Linked DNA regions of Homo sapiens: region 1 is linked to region 2. A link is an interaction called in ENCODE POLR2A ChIA-PET data of the cell type or tissue named here. Cell type or tissue: K562. All regions are shown on one strand. Links, peaks and the distances in the headings refer to the core of each region. The heading gives the core; the rest is flanking DNA.

Region 1 (6,098 bases), core at 2,303-4,802, 350 kb before region 2:
GTCTGCAAAAGGTAGGGCCATGGTATCTTCAACAACACCCAAGTTTTCTCCTCCTCTCCCTCCTACTGTCCTCCAGTCCTTCTCAGTAGTAAATTCAGCCAACTCTGTCTCTAGGATGTCTCTCAAGCCCGTGATCTTATTCCCACTCCTACCAGGAGTGCCCTGGTTCAGAGCTCCAGCGTCTTTTCCAATAGCCTCTTACAGGAATCCCAGACTTGTGTCTCTCCAGTCTCTCATTCATCTTTCTTACCACTGCTGCAGGTCAATGTCCTCTTGCACTCAGAAATCTTCACTGACTCTCAAACACCCTAGGATCAGGCCCACACTCCCTAACTTGGCTCCAACCTCTCATTCCAACTCCCTTTCCCATGGTAAACTCCACCAACCTTCCATTCTAGCAGCATCATGCCACTCCACATTCAGATGCTGTGTGTTCTCACTGTGCCTTTTTTTTTTCTTGTGACAGGATCTCACTCTGTTGCTGAGGCTGGAGTGCAGTGTTATGATCATAGCATGCTACAGCCTCAAACTCCTGGGCTCAAGTGAGTCTCCCACCTCAGCCTTCCGAATAGCTAAGACTACAAGCATGCGCCACCATGCTCAGCTAATTTCTTTTATTAGTATTTTTAGAGACAGTGTCCTGTTCTGTCACACAAGCTGGAGTGCAACAGAATGATTATGGCTTACTGCAGCCTCAAACTCCTGGGCTCAAGCAGTCCTCCTGCCTCAGCCTCCTAAGTAGCTGGGACTACAGGTGCACACCATCACGCCTAGCTAATTTTTTTTGAGACGGAGTCTCACTTTGTCGCCCAGGCTGGAGTGCAGTGGCGCGATCTCGGCTCACTGCAAGCTTCGCCTCCCAGGTTCACGCCATTCTCCTGCCTCAGCCTCCCGAGTAGCTGGGACTACAGGTGCCCGCCACCATGGCCAGCTAATTTTTTTTTGTATTTTTAGTAGAGACGAGGTTTCACAGTGTTAGCCAGGATGGTCTCGATCTCCTGACCTTGTGATCTGCCTGCCTAGGCTTCCCAAAGTGCTGGGATTACAGGTGTACGCCTAGCTAATTTTTAAATTTTTTTTGTAGGGATGGTGTCTCACTATGTGGCCCAGGCTGGTCTCAAATTCCTGGCCTCAAGTGATCCTCTCATCTTGGCCTCTCAAAGAACCAGGGTTACAGGTGTGAGCCACTGCACCCAGCCATCACCACGCCTTTCAGCATACTACAGCTCCAGCCAGGAATACCCTTCTAATTCTCCATTTTGTTTTTCTGGTCCTGAATCCACTGTGTTTTCCACTGGAGCCCCGCACCTTCTGACTCTTTAGCACAGTTAGGGCCATGTCATTGTGATGCCTTGAACATTGCTGGTGCTCTTATTTTGCCCGTCTCCTCCAGTTCTGCTCTTTACATGCTTGTTTTCTACTCCTTTTTTTTTTTTTTTTTTTTTTTTTTTTTGAGACAGAGTCTTGCTCTGTTGCCCAGGCTGGAGTGCAGTGGTGAGATCTTGGCTCACTGCAACCTCCACCTCCCAGGTTCAAGCAATTCTCCTACCTCAGCCTCCTGAGTAGCTGGGATTAGAGGCACCTGCCACCACACTCAGCTAATTTTTGTATTTTTAGTAGAGACGGGGTTTCGCCATGTTGGCCAGGCTGGTCTCGAACTCCTGACCTCAGATAATCTGCCTGCCTCAGCCTCCCAAGGAGCTGGGATTACGGCGTGAGCCACTGCACCCGGCCACTTGTTTTCTACTCTTGTTTGTAAGTTACTTGGGGGCCAGCACCTCCTCTTAATCACCTTACTGTTGCCCACACACTGACCATTGAGCCGTCAGCACAAGATGATCAATAGAGATGCGTTGATGATTTGAGAGGCCAATGACTAGTTCCACTATTCTGAGTCAGGAATGGGCTTGTCTGAACAATGGCGAGGAAAAGGCAGGGCTCACAAATCAGCTTGCTTCTGGCTTTTACTCCCTTTCTCTTCCTGACTGTCTACTTCCTCCTGGATATCCTGCAGATAGGCTGTCACCCCGTCAATGGCTGCATGTTTATATATAAAGATGGGAAGCTGATATTAACTGATGAGAGTGTTGTATCAATGGGTGATAGATGGTGGGAAATGAGAAGGCTTGCATGATCAGGATGGCCAGCAAAGGATCTGTATTGAAAAAAAATCACAACGTGCTAGAGTTGGAGGGCCCCTCTTAGGAACTCTTAGAGATGGCTCCTACATAACCTCTGCAGGACTCTCCTAGGGTCAGGGAGCTCAGGGCCTCTGGACACAGCCATGGGGTTGTTAGCGCCGAGATTAATGACCTCTTCTATTGAGCTACAATCCACGTGATAGTACACTCATTTGTGGTTTACAGTTTTGTGCTCAATAAACCCAGAACCAGACTTCTCCACTAGCCATGGGACTTCCTTTGAACCATAACTAATGGAGTTTTTTAAAAAGGAAAACTGCCGTGTCCTCCTTCAGATAGTCTAATGACACAATGTCTAACATCTCACCATCCTTGTCACTTTTCTCTAGATGCTCAATCCACATTTAAAACACAAAAATGAACACCATCCCCATTTTTGTTTTGACTCATTATACAAGTAAAACATACTCATTATCAAATCTTTGGAAAATACATAAAAATGTAAAAACAAATTAAATTTGCTCATAACCACACTTCACATTTTGGCGTATTTTCTTCCTATCTTTTTTTCTTATTTATTTATTTTAATTTTTTTTTTGAGACAGTCTTGCTCTGTCACCCAGGCTGGAGTGCAGTGGTGCAATCTCGGCTCACTGAAACCTCTGCCTCCCGGGTTCAGGCAATTCTCCTGTCTCAGCCTGCGGAGAAGCTGGGACTACAGGCATGTGCCACCACACCTGGCTAATTTTTCTATTTTTAGTAGATATGGGGTTTCACCATGTTGGCCAGGCTGCTCTTGAATCCTGACCTCAAGTGAGTCCTGCCCACCTTGGCCTCCCAAAGTTCTGGGATTATAGGTGTGAGCCACCGTGCCTGGCACCTTCCTGTCTTTTTTCTATGCAAATATATATATACCCACAAATATACATAGAGAGAGGGAGTATACATTTAACATACTGGAGCTTATACTAATTCTTTATCCTACTTCCTATATCACTCAAAATTATTTAGCCCAGTTCTTAGAGGGTTGCATGATGTTACATCATAACAGTATACTCTAAGTTATTGAGCCAGTCTTCCATTTATCTATTTTTGAACATTTTGATTGCTTCCAATTTTTGCTATCATAGGTAATTCTGGGAGGAATAACTTTATACATAGCCTTTTGTTCAGTGCCCCACTCAAACAGATGGCCAGCAGTGAACACATCTTCCATGGATGCAGGCCAGAGAGGTTTTAGTGGGATCACTGCTTTTGTGATCCAGACATCCTGCTGCTAGGAACACAAACCCAAAACGACCCCAAATGACTGCCCACAGCCTGGAAATACAGGGCCTTTCTAAATACAGCTCACAGCCAGGACCAGGGATGGTGGCGTGGTGGGAGTAGAGGTGGAGTTACAGGGGAAGCCATAAGAGAGCTTGTTCCACGATGATAGGCACCAGCACAGCTCCGTTCCCCCTCCCTCACCTGTGTGACATTTACACCCTCCTCTGTCTTCACGCCTGCAGCCGCTTCTGGGCACCCGAGATGTGACTGGAATTGTGTTGCTGTTTCGTCTTTCCCACCCCCACAGGCAGAGCCCGGCCCCTCCCCTCCCCTCCCGCATTCCCACGGTACCTCCAGCAGGCTTGTAGCAGGGCTCTTATCTCCTTGCAGCAATTGTTTACATGTCTATCTCTTTCATCAGACACCAAATCCCTGGATGCCAGGGACTGTCTTCTCAACAACTTTTGTCCCTCACAGTTTATGTAAGAAAGCTATTTGTTGGATGGATGAAGAAATGAATGTGGAGAAAGGGCACAGCACGAAGGAAGCATGATAACCCCCAGGGCTCTTCCCTAGGTATGGAAATGGCAATGAAGGTGAAGGCATTTAGCAGAAGAGGGCAGGGCTGCAGCTTATGTGGCCTGGTCTCTTGTGTACTTTACTTGTCAGTGAAGCCTGGGGGTCCCAAGTCCTCAGATCTAAGGCTGCTCTTGGCCATTTAGATGCTGCTGCTGATGCCACCTCCTCCATGCATTTCATTTGCAGTGCCAGCAGGGAGGGAGATTTGTGGGGTGAGACTGAGAGGCTAAGGGAGGAGAGATGGGAGGAGAGAGCAGGCCAAGGCCACACTGTAGCACAGTTCACACCAAGAACAGCCCATCCAGCCCTGCCCCACGTTGGTCTCATGCCCCCACTGGAGACTCATCCTGTGCCCCCACACACCCACACAGAAGTCTCATCCTGCCTTCCCCACACCCTCCGCCCCTGCCTGCAGGCAGCAAGATCAAAGCCACCAGGGATGCAGCCACTGTTCTTCTATGTCTTGGAACAATAGAACCCCTAAGTGTGGAAAGCAGCAGAACCAGAGAGCTACTGGGCTGGCCCACCCTGGGCCCAGTTGGAGCCTAGGTTTGGGCTCCAGTCCAGGCTCAGCATCACCTCTGTCCAGTCACAGAGAGCGTCCATACCAGTGTCCCTGCAAGCTCTCTTAGCAAGGCCTGCTCCATTTTCATTGGCATACCTTCTGCTCTGGGACTTCTCAAGTCATACTGAAGACAGAGAAGCCAACCCTAGCATGTTCAGGATCAGTTTAACCCATTTTGCATCAATGGCTGGGCAGCTCCTGTACCTGCCATATGTACCTCACTTTAGCCATGAGTTGCAAGGACAGACTAGGGGACAGAGGAGAACATGATGAAAGGAAGAGGGCAGACTTCAACTTAACCTCGGGAAGAGAAACTGAGAGTAGTGCTATTTGTGTCAGGGTACATGTGGGAGGGCAATGGATAGGGGCCTTGAGCATGGGAGAAATTGGAGGCTGGGGTTCCTTAGTGAAGGGGGCAGCATTGGAGTAATCCGATTTAATGAGTAACTTTCTTTTTAGGGCAGCTTTCCCGTGTATGCAATCTCAGCCACCATTGGAATCACTGAACCTGGAATCACTGTATCTGGAAAGGGCCGTGGGGGCCCTCTGTCCTACTCCCCACTAGAGCAGGGAAGGATGAAGCCTGTGTAGACAAGGACTGCTGCCTGACATGAGGATGGAAGCCGAGTGCTTCTGTGTTTTTTCCCTAGCTGTTTACACAAAACAAGACTTTGGAATATGTGGAGTTTGCAAACAGTAACGTGAAGCGTGGAGGAGGGAGTTGGAACTTGTGCTCTACGGAATGTGTTGTCAGTTCCAAAGAAAGCCTCTGAGGGTAAACCCTGGGCTCAGAGCAATGCCGGGCTCACACAAGATCTGTCGCTTGCTCCTGCTTGCCTGCCTGCCAGAGGGGCCCTCGCTCCTATCACTACAACCAAAATGTGCAATGCAGTAGGAGTGTCTCAGCACTGTCTGCCAGTTTTCTCTTCTTCACCATTTTCACATTAATTCCAGGGGAAGAGCATCGAAAAATTTCTGTTATTTGGGTTGGTGAGAGGCATAAAATAACACAGAGCCAGTTTTCTCAGGGCAGAAACAAACTGGAAAGTTCTGGGTTTAGCTCTGTGAATGACCATCATCTCACTGGCAAGGCATTAATTTCGGCAATAACTCATGGCTTTTCTACACAGCTAAGAGGGCCATACACCAATATATGGCACCTCATAATCTGTTTCCATCCAGAGCCGGCAATGTTAACTCATTTTCCAGCTCCCCATATTCCAGCACTGAATCTGAGCATTAGTATCTAGGAAGCATTTTGCCCCTTCTGCCGTAAATACAGCTATTGCTGCTACTTGAAAGACAATAACATTGCTTGAGATTGATTTACTTCTCTTTCTCAACCATATTGTTTATGTATTTTATGGCAATATACCAAATGAACTTTGGGGAAGAATGAAGATACAAATATACATAAATATAGCCATTTCCCAACACATCTATTAAATGTGTCAATACTCTATTGTTTTAAGAATATTGGCCGGCAGTGGCTCATGCCTGTAATCCCAGCACTTTGGGAGGCCGAGACAGGCGGATCACGAGGT
Region 2 (13,048 bases), core at 4,293-6,792:
ATACACTCTAAAACAATAAAGGAGTACAGTGACAGAAAAACGCACAGATTATTAAGGGAACTCAAAGAAAGTCTAGTAAGCCCAGAAAGGGGTAGGGCTTATGGGAGGTTTCACGGAGTGGATACCTGGAAAGGGGAGGTAAGGCAGCTCAAAGGACACTGTTGTTCAACGGAGGGAAGCGGATTCAACAATTATACAATTCGCTGAGTCGGGGCTTTCACTGCGAAAGAACTTGGCTTCGGATCCGTGATCAAGGCTGGGAGCTATGGAGGTGGATGTGATTGGCAAAGACCTCTGCTCAGGTCTGCGTCAAACCTTGCTTCGCTCCCATCCCATTCTGCGCCAATAGGGCGCAGTATCCCAACCATTCCACTCGGCTAGGAGGGGATCCTAAGCCTCAAGGTCCGCATCTCCCGCTGGAGGGACTGAGCAGCCGCACTGGTGTCCCAGAATAGATCGTGTTCCCCAGAGGTTGTCAGGTTCCCGCAATTCGGCGCGGGCGAGGCGGCCAAAGAGAGGGCGCTCATTGGCTGCCACAGCCCCGGTCCGAGAGGCCGAAGAAGGCTGATTCGTCACAGGCCGTCAGCGCGGGCCACGCCTATTTCCTCTCCAGGTTCTAATTAGGTCAGGGGCCCTACAGCCTCTTGGGTAGTTTGCAAGTGCGTCGCGGAGCCGGCCTCGGAAATATGGCGACAGCTTCAGCTTTCAGTGTGAGGGAGCCGAGGGCCCAGCCAAACCCTGCGGGAGGCAATTCCTGGGTACCCTTCCCATATTTTCGGTCTTTGGGCTGCGCCGTGGTAACCTCAGAGCCTGGTTGCGTGCTCACCAGCGACAAGTGTCTTTCATTGGGACATGAAAGGGGACTGGGAAGTGCCGTGCAGTTTCAGGGTGGTTTCTGGTTAATTACATTTTCATGGGTTTTCGCAGAGTCTGGGGGCAATTTGTGTCCTCCAGAGACCAGGGACCAGGGCCGAAGCTACGGCAGGGGAGACGCGGCCAGGGCCGTGGCTTCTAGTGCGAGCTCGGTTCGCGTCCGTTCCCGTCTGGCGCCCGGGCCTCCGGGAGCCCAGGGCCTTGAATGAGACAGTGCTCGTCCTTGAAAAAGCAGTTCTAGGTCACTCGGCCTGCTTTGCCAGCATTCCGGGCCCCAGCTCACCTTCCGCCATCCATGTTGACAACACCAGTTCTACGACGAAGCGGGCGATTCCTCTTGCCTGGAATTTCACTCGTCCCCGGTATCGAACCCCCGCCCCAATTTTCTACGTTACAACTCCAGCGTATTTTTAACGGCGCAGCCAGTATCACCTCCTTGGTATAAAGCCTGCGCTGTCCTGGACCTTCTTAGGAGTGCAGGCTTAGGAACAGGAGCTATGCTGTTCTATTATTTTTCTTTAGTTTAATTTTTTTTTTTTAGAGATGGGATCTCGCTGTGTCGCCCAGGCTAGAGTGCAGTGGCGGGATCATAGCTTACTGCAGGCTGGGGTCAAGCAATCCTCCCGCCTCAGCCTCCTGAGTGTATGGGATTATAGGCGCAGGCCTCTATGCCATTGTAAATGCTGTGGATTTTGAGTATTTGACCTCTATGAGCCTCAGTTTTTGCATCTCAACATTGAGATAATACTAGTACCTCATAAGGTTATGTGACGATTAAATGGAAAGCTCTTACAATATAAGTGCTTAATAAGTATGTTATCATATGTGCTTCCAAAGTACTTTGTGTAGGCCTTTTATAACGCTTGCCCTTTCTATTACCATTATTTGTTCTTGCCTGCCCTACTAGACTGAGATTCTCAAAAGCTGGAACTGTCTTGTTTATAATCTCAGCGTCTGTCAGTGCTGGGCAAATGTAAAGCTAAGAAATGATTTCTTAGAAAACTTTTTAAAAGCAGTCTTTCTTCTCCTTTCCCTTTCTTCCTTTCCTTCACTTTTTCCTCTTTGAGATAGGAATTTTCAAACCTAGAGAAGAAGCTGAGACCCTAGGGGGAAAGATTGGGACCTTTTTGTTGTTGTTCTCAGTGGTGACCAAAAGAGCCTTAACATTCACCTCAGCCTGACAACTTTAGACAGGTTTCTTCTGGATGTTAGGGCCCTGACCTCCCCTTTCTTTGAGTGTTTACTTTAGAAAACTTGTGATTGCAAAATTCTTCTCTGCTCCTTTGAAATGTGTATAAATCTCCTTAGAAGCTTATGCCAGTTTTACGACCTAGGGAATGTCTTTCTCAAGGACCTGTGAGCCATCCCTTTGAAATGTAATCATCAAGGAAGATAGCACCCCTATCTCTCAGTCTCTGTGGGAGGGTGGGAGCCTAACCTCCTGTGGGTGCCTTGTTTGGAATTGTAAAACTACAGCTTGTTTTGAAGATACAAGAAAGTGTCCTTTTCCTTTGCAGTTAGCAAACACAGATGTCATGTGATTTCCCGTACAGCAGCTCTTAAAAACTTCCCAGACCCTTGTTTGAGTAGTGTTGAGTTTAATCTCGTATTGCAATAGTCTTAAGGTCTTTCTTGCCTGTTTAACTTTGATGCAAATTTTGACAATGGAAATTTTAGGTTCTGCATTTATCGTTTCTTCCCAATTACAGTGGTTTCTCCTTTCTCCTTGTTAAGAAGAGCTTCTCACATCCTCTGATTTCTGGAGAAATCAATTTGGACTCAAAAGATTGGAGTTTTGTGGAGTGAAGCTACTGTTTTTGTTTTGTTTTGTTTTGTTTTGTTTTGCCTGAGATAGAGTCTCACTCTGTCACCCAGGCTGGAGTGCAGTGGTGTAATTATGGCTCACTGCAGCCTCTGCCTCCTGGGTTCAAGTGATCCTCCTGCCTCAGCCTCTCAAGTAGCTAGAATTACAAGCATGCGCTACCACGCCCAGCTAATTTTTGTATTTTTATTAGAGACGGGGTTTCACCATGTTGACCAAGCTGGTCTTGAGCTCCTGGCCTCAAGTAATCTGCCCACCTTGGCCTCCCACAGTGCTGGAATCACAGGTGTGAGCCACCACGTGCTGCCAGAAGCTACTGTTTTAAGTCATCATTGCAAAGGGTAGTGTGTGATGCGCAGGAGTGGAAAGGGCAGTACATCTATTTGAGAGCATCCCAAATGAGGTCCATTCATATTATGGAAGTGCACTGCGAAATAAAGAACAGGCCTACCCCCTTGTTTTATTATGAAGGGGTATGAGAAAAATGCAATTTTCAAAGAAAGAGAACTGCTGAGGATGTAGTACCTTCTCAAAGAAAGCTGTGTTTGGTTAAGGTGAGAAGCTAGAGGAAGCCACAGAGGGCAGGGTTACAAATTGAAAGACTTCTGCAATGGTAGAGGTAGTATGCAGAAGGGTTCCTTAAAATACAGGGATCCATGTAAGATGAGGAGGTAAGGTGGAGTAGGATTGAGGTGGAATGAAATGAAAGATGGAAGAGAAAAAGGAAGGCAGTAGGGGGAGAGGGGAGTTAATTTGGGGTATGGATAACAGGGAAGGAAATAGGTAACCTGAGAAGCTTGGTAGAGGCACTTGCCACTTGCATGGGAAGGGAAATATCATGCAGACGGTCCTGTTGCTAAAGGAAGCTAGAGGATTTAGGAGAAGGGGTTTGGCACACTGGCCTCTATCACCCATCCGTCCCCGACAACACACAACACAGACAAATTGAGTGCACTGTTGACATTTAGTATCATTCTCCCCCCATGACTGGTGGAAGCTAAGAAGATGAAGTTCAGGGTGCTGATCTTTTTTTTTTCTTTAACTGACTTTTCTTATGTGAGTACTTACCCCTAGTTCCCTCTTTCTTCCCTTCCCTTCCCTCCCTCCCTCCTTCCCTCCCTTCCTTCCTTCCTTCTTCTTCTTCATTTTTTTTTTTTTTAATGAGACAAGGTCTTGCTGCGTTGCTCAGGCTGGAGTGCAGCAGTGCTATCATTGCTCGTGCAGCCTTAACCTCCCAGGCTCAAGCAATCCTCCCACCTCAGCCTCCTCAGTAGCTGGGACTACAGGCATGTGCCACCACACCCAGTTCATTTTTTAAATTTTTTGTAGAGATGGGTCTCCCTATGTTGCCCAGGCAGGTCTCAAACTCCATCCTCAGCCTCCCAAAGTGCTGAGATTACAGTCATGAGCCACTGCGCCCAGCCCTTTTTTTCTTGCTTCTTTACCTACTTTTCACAGGAATTGGGTAGATGAGGGTAGACCCAGGAAGTGAGAGTGGAATTTGAGAAAGAAAAACAGTAAAATGAAGAGCTGAAAAATAAAAGAGTTTATTTCTAAATGTATGTACGAAACTCAGGTTGGGGGACTAGCATGTAAAGGTATATACAAATAAAATGGAGTTAAGTGCACTTATTTATTGAATCCTGTTGTGAGAACTTAAGAGGAAAAGAAACTGAGGAAAAAAACTAAGGAAAATCCGAAATTCTCCCGAGGAAGGTCCAAGAAAAAACAATGTGGAAGTGAAGTCAGAGAGATAACATCAGGACATTGGACATCAGGAGGAACTTTCAGGTCTGATTCTAGTGCCAAGGAAGCCATGAACGCTCTTTCCTGGAGCCTTTCAGCATAGGAGAGTTACTCATCTGCCAGGGCTGGGGATGGGGTAACTCTCCCATTCCCCAGGTGAAGGAGCTTTCCTTTCAGGGCCTTCCTGCTAGACAGACTGTGGCTGGGCCAGCCTGGTTCTTCCAAGTGCCCTCACCATGGCCTCCTTAATTTCCTTGTTGCGGAAACTATAAATGATGGGGTTGCACATGGGGGTAATGATGGTGTACAGGAGGGAGAAAGGTTTGTCTTTGTCAGGCCCATGTGTGCTGTGGGGGTTCATGTAAGAGAACATAGCTGAAGTGTAGAGAAAGATGACCACAGTCAGGTGAGAGGCACAAGTAGAGAAAGTCTTCCCCCGACCTGAGGAGGAGGCTTTGCTGAGGATGGTGGCCAGGATGTGCACATAGGAAGTGACAGTGAGCACCATGGGGCTGAGAATTACCACGATGGCATCGGCAAAGATTGCCCACAGACTAAACTGAGGGTCCCCACAAGAGAGGCCAATCACTATGGGGGCCTCACAGAAGAAGCTTTCTATGTGGTTGTCTCTGCGGAAGGGCTCTCGGAATGAAATATACTCGAGAAAGATGCCATTGATCAGCCCAAAGAACCAGGCAGTTCCCACAAGCCTGACACAGACCTTCTGGCTTATGATCGGGACATAGTTAAGTGGGTAGCAGATAGCAACATAACGGTCATAGGCCATGAAAGCCAAGAGGATGCACTCGGCCACACCAACACAGAAGACAAAGTACATCTGGGTCATGCAACATACAAAGGAGACAATGTGGTCCCTGACCACGAGGTGGATCAACATCTGTGGGATGGTAGTGGTGATGAAGCAGACATCCAGGAGAGACAGATGGCCGAGGAAGAAGTACATGGGGCTGTTGAGCTTGGGGTCTGTCCAGGAGGTGATAAAGATGATGAGGCCATTCATGGCCATGGTGAGGCTGTAGAGGGCCAAGAAGAGGGCAAAGAGCAATGCTCGTGTGGAAGTGGAGCTCTGCTGAAAGCCCACGAGGATAAATTCCGTCACTATGCTGCCATTCCTTAGCATCTGGGGCCTGTTTGAGGAGGAAAGATGATGGGAAAAGCACAAGGGTATAGCTGTGGGGTAATAGAAGGTACCCACTTGGTCCCAGAAGCCCAATTATAAAACAGGATGGATGAATGGTGGTCAACCTTTTGGAACTTAGTAAACTAGTAATTTGGCAGTGTTACGGGGTGGTGAAAATGCCAGGGTCATCACAGGCTGCATACATAGAATCATAATATCAACAGATGAAGAAAGTGCTGGTTGTAATGTTCTTTACTCTGGTTTCATCAGGCATCAAGTGAAGTATTGCATCTGCTCCAGAGCCCTCAATATTGAAGGATTAGCCATTAACCAGGATGTATTCAGAGGTGAAAAAATAAGATAATTGGGTCTGGGACCATGCCAACTGAGGAAAAGTTTTAGGAATTGAAGAATGGAGTGTGTGAGGGAAAGGGCTGGTGGCTATCAGGTTATAGAAGATTGTATTTAGGAAGCACTTGAGATATTTGAAGGTGTATTTTTCTAGAAGCAAAAATGCTCAACCTCTGTGTACCTAATTTAAAATGATGAATGGGTTGAAGTTTCAGGGAAAATAAAAACATTCTAATCCTCACAATTGTCCCTCAGCTAACAGTGATTTGCACCTTTTTGGAGACAGTCATGTCAAGCTCTTCCCAGTCACCCACCTCTTCCCAGACTCACTCGCCCAGCAGTTGCTGCTGCTACCGCAGCCACCCATGCTGTGCATGCTGGAGCTGAGGGCTGGGTGGGGGCTCATGCATGCCTTCCTAATAGGAGATGGTTTTCCTCCTGGGGCTGGAATTTACGGTTACACACAATTGGGTGGAAAGGATCCAACCATCCCTGTGTGAAAAGGGAAGCTATGAGCAGGGCATATATCTAACCTTTCTAGAATGGACCTTCAGAGAACTTTCAACTGTCTCTTTGTCTCTGGCAACAAATCTTGTTCTTTTTCCATTTTCAAAGAATGAGCGGTCACAATTCTTATGCTCTTATCTCTCTATTGTAACTTTTAGGAAGTTGTTATGTTCATATTAAGTCTGTCTTATACTTTTCATGTTGTTTTGGAGCTAAGATGTATCAGATCCCTTCCACCTTCAGATGCTTATACTTTTTTTTTTTTTTTTAAGAATTTATAGAGACAGGTACTCACTATGTCACCTGTGCTGGTCTTGAACTTCTGGCTTTAAGTGATTCTCCTGCCTTGGCCTCCCAAAGTGCTGGGATTACAGATGTGAGCTACTGCACCCATCCTCATCTTCAGATGCTTATAGATGATAAGTATATTCCTGCTTAACTTTCAGTTCTGCCAACCATTTCTCTTTATTTTCTCCTCTCCTACTCTCTTTTCTACACACTCTCACACTACCCTCTGTTAGTCTTTTTTCGTTTTTCAGTCTACTTCCAATCCTCATTCTTCTCCCTCTCCTTTTCTCATTTGTGGTGTTGGTTGCCTGCCGTTTATCTTACTCTGGTCAAACTCCCCTGTCTTCTCCATGTCTCTCAATCTCACATATTCTCTATCTGGATTTAGAGCTACCTACCCTTTCACTGCCACTCCTTGCAGCTCTAGATTCCCTCTAGGTATGATTTGATGTTAGGTCAAGGTAGCGTCTGGGCAGTAGGCTATTCCCATCATCTTTACTTTGGGATACTTTTCTTGTGCCTAGGACTTCTCTTGGGGGCCCAGAAAGGGAAGGGAAGGGCAGAGAGCACTGTTTAAGATGTTTCTTGGAAGACTGTGCTCAATGGACATGTTGGGGCTTAGGTCACAGTCTGGGGAAAACAAGTCAGTGAGCTACCTCCAGAAAAGCCTGGGATTTGTCTAAGAATAAACTGAGGTTAGACCTGAGGAATTACTTGGTCCTACTGGAGGATAAATGCTTACCTGTGGTTTATTGTGCCAGAAAGAATTCTGTGATACCCAGCATTTAGTGCCTTGCTAGCTACCATTAGAGGTTACTAGGTGAAGGATTTGTCTAAATAAATGGGACAATTTCATGGAAATCACATCCTACCTCATTCTGTTGCTTGGCTGATAATGATGTTTGTCACTGAATCAAGTAACAAGTAACAGAAAACATCTCATAGTGTTTGAAGAGAAGCTGGTCCAAGTAGGATCATCTGACCTGGCAGGCCACTCTGGAAGAGAAGGTGTGTCTGATGACTTTGTTCTTTGACATCTATACTATTAGAGATGAATGTCTACTTAAATGACATTGATAAGTTTCATGTGTATACACTTAATAGTAGAGGTGTGAAAACTTACATGCCCCTCGAAGAAGTGAAAGATGTGCCACCCCCAAATATACCAGACTGGTACATTATTATTATTATTTTGAGATGCAGTCTCGCCCCGTCGCCCAGGCTGGAGTACAATGGCACGATCTCAGCTCAAAGCAACCTCCGCCTCCCGGGTTCAAGCAATTCTCCTGCCTCAGCCTGCTGAGTAGCTGGGATTACAGGCGCGCACCACCACGCCTGGCTAATATTTTTGAATCTTTAGTAGAGATGGGGTTTCACCCTTTTGGCCAGGCTTGTCTCGAACTCCTGACCTCATGATCCACCTGCCTTGGCCTCCCAAATATTGATTATTTTGTGTTAAAAACACTGAAGGCCGGGCGCGGTGGCTCATGCCTGTAATCCCAGCAGTTTGGGAGGCCAAGGCGGGCAGATCACCTGACTGTAAGGTCATAAACAAGCTTAGGTAACCATTATTTAAGATTTAAGATTTTATTTAAGATTATATTAAGGGTGGTACAGTAAAGCTGGAAAAGAAAAAATGGTATAAGAAGTAGAAATGAAAAACAAAACTCTATTTACAGATGATATGATTGTCTTCATAAAAACTAAAAGGATGCACAAATAATTTATTAAAATTAATAGAATTTAACAAGTTTACTGGATACAAAATCAATATGCAAAAATCTAATTGCAATTCTGTTACCAGCAAACAAATTAGAAAATGTAATTTTAAGATACCATTTTAAATACTATGCAAAGTATATAAAAAATGAAAACCATATGATCATCTCAATAGATGCAGAAAAACTTTTGATAAAATCCAATATCTCTTCATCATAAAAACTCTCAGTAAACTAGGCATCAAAGGAACATATCTCAAAATAATAAGAGCCATCTATGACAAACCAACAGCCAACATCGTACTGATTGGGCAAAAGCTGGAAGCATTCCCCATGAGAACTGGAACAAGACAAGGATGCCCCTCTCATCACTCTTATTCAACAGAACTGGAAGTGCTAGCCAGAGCAATCAGACAAGAGAAAGAAATGAAAGGTATCCAAATTAAAAAAGAAGAAGTCAAACTATCATTCTTCACAAATGATATGATTCTATACCTAGAAAACCCTAAAGACTCACTGAAAGGCTCCTAGACTGATAAGCAACTTCAGCAAAGTTTCAGGATACAAAATCAATGCACAAAACTCAGTAACACCTCTCCACACCATAACATTCTAGCTGAAAGCCAAATCAAGAATGCAATCCCATTTACAATAGCTGCAAAAAAAAAATAAAATACCTAGGAATGCACCTAACCAAGGAGGTGAAATATCTCTACAGGAAGAACTACAAAACACCACTGAAAGAAATCGTGGATGACACAAACAAATGGAAAAACATTCCATCCTCATGGATTGGAAGAATCAATATCATTAAAATGGCCATACTGGCCAAAGCAATCTATAGATTCAATGCTATTCCTATCAAACTACCAATGTCATTTTTTGTAGAACTAGAAAAAAACTATTGTAAAATTCATATGGAGCAACAATAACAAAAAAGCCCAAGTAGCCAAAGCAATCCTAAGTAAAAAGAACAAAGCCAAAGGCATCATACTACCCAACTTCCAACTATACTACAAGGCTACAGTAATCAAAACAGCATGGTACTGGTACAAAAACAGACACATAGACCAATGGAACAAAATAGAGAACCCAGAAATAAAGTTGCACACCTGCAGCCATCTGATCTTTGACAAAGTTGACAAAAATAAGCAATGGGGAAAGGACTACCTATTCAATATATAAAGCTGGGATAACTGGCTAGCCATATGCAGAAGAATAAAACTGGACCCCTACCTTTTACCATACACAAAAAGTAACTCAAGATAGATTACAGATTTAAATATAAGACTTCAAACTATAAGAACCCTAGAAGAAAATCTAGGAAACACCATCCTAAACATTGACCTTGGGAAGGAACTTATGACTAATTCCTCAAAAGCAATTGCAACAAAAACAAAAATTAACCGGTGGGACCTAATTAAACTAAAGAGCTTCTGTATAGCAAAAGAAACTATCAACAGAGTGAACAGACAACCTCCACAATGGGAGAAAATATTCACAAACTATGCATCCAACAAAGGTCTAATATCCAGAATCTAAAAGGAACTTAAGCAATCCAATTAAAAAAAAAAGTCATTAAAAAGTGGGCAAAATACATGAATAGACATTTCTTTTTTTTTTTTTTTTTTGAGACGGGGTCTCGCTCTGTCTCCCAGGCTGCAGTGCACGATCTCGGCTCACTGCAAGCTCCGCCTCCTGGTTCCTGCCATTCTCCTGCCTCAGCCTCCCGAGTAGCTGGGACTATAGGTGCCTGCCACCACACTGGGCTAATTTTTTTGCATTTTTAGTAGAGAGGGGGTTTCACCGTGTTAGCCAGGATGGTCTCGATCTCCTGACCTCGTGATCCGCCCACCTCGGCCTCCCAAAGTGCTGGGATTACAGGCGTGAGCCACCATGCCCAGCCTAGACACTTCTTAAAAGAACACATACAAGCAGCCAACAAATATTTTAAAATGTTCCACATCACTAATCATCAGAAAATGCAAATCAAAATGATAATGAGACATCATCTCACACCAGTCACTATGGCTATTATTAAAAAGTCATGAAATAACAGATGCTGTTGAGGTTGTGGAGATACCTCAACAATTGTTGGTGGGAATGTAAATTAGTTCAGCCACTGTGGAAAGCAGTTTGGAGATTTTTTAAAGAACTTAAAACGGAACTACCATTCGACCAAGTGATCCCATTACTGGGTATATATCCAAAAGAAAATAAATCATTCTACTGAAAAGACACATGCACTCATGTGTTCACTGCAGCACTATTCACGATAGCAAAGACATGGAATCAACCTATGTGCCCATCAACGGTGGACTGGATAAAGAAAATGTGGTATATATACACCGTGGAATACTATGCAGATATAAAAGAGAACAGAGTTATGTCCTTTGCAGCAACATGACACAGCTAGGGTCCATTATTCTAAGTTAATTAATGCAGGAACAGAAAACCAAATACTGCATGTTCTTACTTATAAGTGGGAGCTAAACATTGGGTATTTATGTACATAAAGATGGCAACAATAGAAACTGGGGACTACTAGATGGGGGAGGGAGGGAGGGGGGCAAGGGTTGAAAAACCACTGGGTACTATGCTCAATACCTAGGTGATGGGATCAGTCATACCCCAAACCTCAGCACCATGCAATATACCCAGGTAACAAACCTACACCTGTACACCATAAATCTAAAATAAAAGTTGAAACAAAAATAAATAAATAATACTGTGCAAACTATGAAGTACCTAAGAATAATTCCAATGTAAAGGGCAATTCTTCATCCCCATCAAGCTACCAATGACTTTCTTCACAGAATTGGAAAAAACTACTTTAAAGTTCATATGGAACCAAAAAAGAGCCCGCATTGCCAAGACAATCCTGAGCCAAAAGAACAAAGCTGGAGGCATCACACTACCTGACTTCAAACTATACTACAAGGCTACAGTCACCAAAACAGCATGGTACTGGTACCAAAACAGAGATATAGATCAATGGAACAGAACAGAGCCCTCAGAAATAACGCCCCATATCTACAACTATCTGATCTTTGATAAATCTGAGAAAAACAAGCAATGGGGAAAGGATTCCCTATTTAATAAATGGTGCTGGGAAAACTGGCTAGCCATTTGTAGAAAGCTGAAACTGGATCCCTTCCTTACACCTTATACAAAAATCAATTCAAGATGGATTAAAGACTTAAATGTTAGACCTAAAACCATAAAAACCCTAGAAGAAAACCTAGGCATTACCATTCAGGACATAGGCATGGGCAAGGACTTCATGTCTAAAACACCAAAAGCAATGGCAACAAAAGCCAAAATTGACAAATGGAATCTAATTAAACTAAAGAGCTTCTGCACAGCAAAAGAAACTACCATCAGAGTGAACAGGCAACCTATAAAATGGGAGAAAATTTTCGCAACCTACTCATCTGACAAAGGGCTAATATCCAGAATCTACAATGAACTCAAACAAATTTACAAGAAAAAACAAACAACCCCATCAAAAAGTGGGCGAAGGACATGAACAGACACTTCTCAAAAGAAGACAATTTATGCAGCCAAAAAACACATGAAAAAATGCTCACCATCACTGGCCATCAGAGAAATGCAAATCAAAACCACAATGAGATACCATCTCACACCAGTTAGAATGGCAATCATTAAAAAGTCAGGAAACAACAGGTGCTGGAGAGGATGTGGAGAAATAGGAACACTTTTACACTGTTGGTGGGACTGTAAACTAGTTCAACCATTGTGGAAGTCAGTGTGGCGATTCCTCAGGGATCTAGAACTAGAAATACCATTTGACCCAGCCATCCCATTACTGGGTATATACCCAAAGGATTATAAATCATGCTGCTATAAAGACACATGCACACGTATGTTTATTGCGGCATTATTCACAATAGCAAAGACTTGGAACCAACTCAAATGTCCAACAATGATAGACTGGATTAAGAAAATGCGGCACATATACACCATGGAATACTATGCAGCCATAAAAAATGATGAGTTCATGTCCTTTGTAGGGACATGGATGAAATTGGAAATCATCATTCTCAGTAAACTATCGCAAGAACAAAAAACCAAACACCACATATTCTCACTCATAGGTGGGAATTGAACAATGAGAACACATGGACACAGGAAGGGGAACATCACACTCTGGGGCCTGTTGTGGGGTGGGGAGGCGGGGAGGGATAGCACTGGGAGAAATACCTAGTGCTAGGTGATGAGTTGGTGGGTGCAGCGCACCAGCACGGCACATGTATACATATGTAACTAACCTGCACATTGTGCACATGTACCCTAAAACTTAAAGTTTAATAATAATAAATACATAAATAAATAAATAAATAAATAATTTTAAAAAAGGCAATTCTTTTTGTTTGTTTGTTTTTTGAGATGGAGTCTTGCTGTGTTGCCCAGGCTGGAGTGCAGTGGTGCGATCCTGGCTCACTGCAACCTCCGCCTCCCAGGTTCAGGTGATCCTCCTGCCTCAGCCTCCCAAGTAGCTGGAATTACAGGCATGTGCAAACATGCCCAGCTATTTTTTTTTTTTTTTGTATTTGTAGTAGAGACAGGGTTTCACCATGT

The links. ChIA-PET counts read pairs that join two places held together with the same protein. Peaks named below come from ENCODE experiments on the same cell type or tissue, not always from the same donor. Only the 100,000 strongest peaks of a DNase experiment are listed, where the experiment ranks them.
Region 1: POLR2A ChIA-PET joins it to region 2 with 5 read pairs; 2 of 35 experiments call an interaction of 5 or more read pairs at or near these places.

The regions. Positions count from the first base shown.
Region 1 is chr12:47,847,132-47,853,229 of GRCh38, forward strand. The region is part of intron 7 of VDR (vitamin D receptor); the gene reads right to left. Among named protein-coding and RNA genes, the nearest start is that of LINC02354, 21 kb to the left of the region's middle. In K562, for the core only: no CTCF peak of the experiment used is centred there; a DNase peak (open chromatin) is centred at 3,740.
Region 2 is chr12:48,197,711-48,210,758 of GRCh38, forward strand. OR10AD1 (olfactory receptor family 10 subfamily AD member 1) reads right to left here and starts at 5,582. Exons shown (of 1, transcript NM_001004134.1): 1 at 4,629-5,582. The coding sequence starts at 5,582. The coding sequence ends at 4,629. It overlaps LOC102725258 (a long non-coding RNA gene), which reads left to right and starts at 651. Exons shown (of 3, transcript XR_001749122.3): 1 at 651-710. In K562, for the core only: no CTCF peak of the experiment used is centred there; no DNase peak of the experiment used is centred there.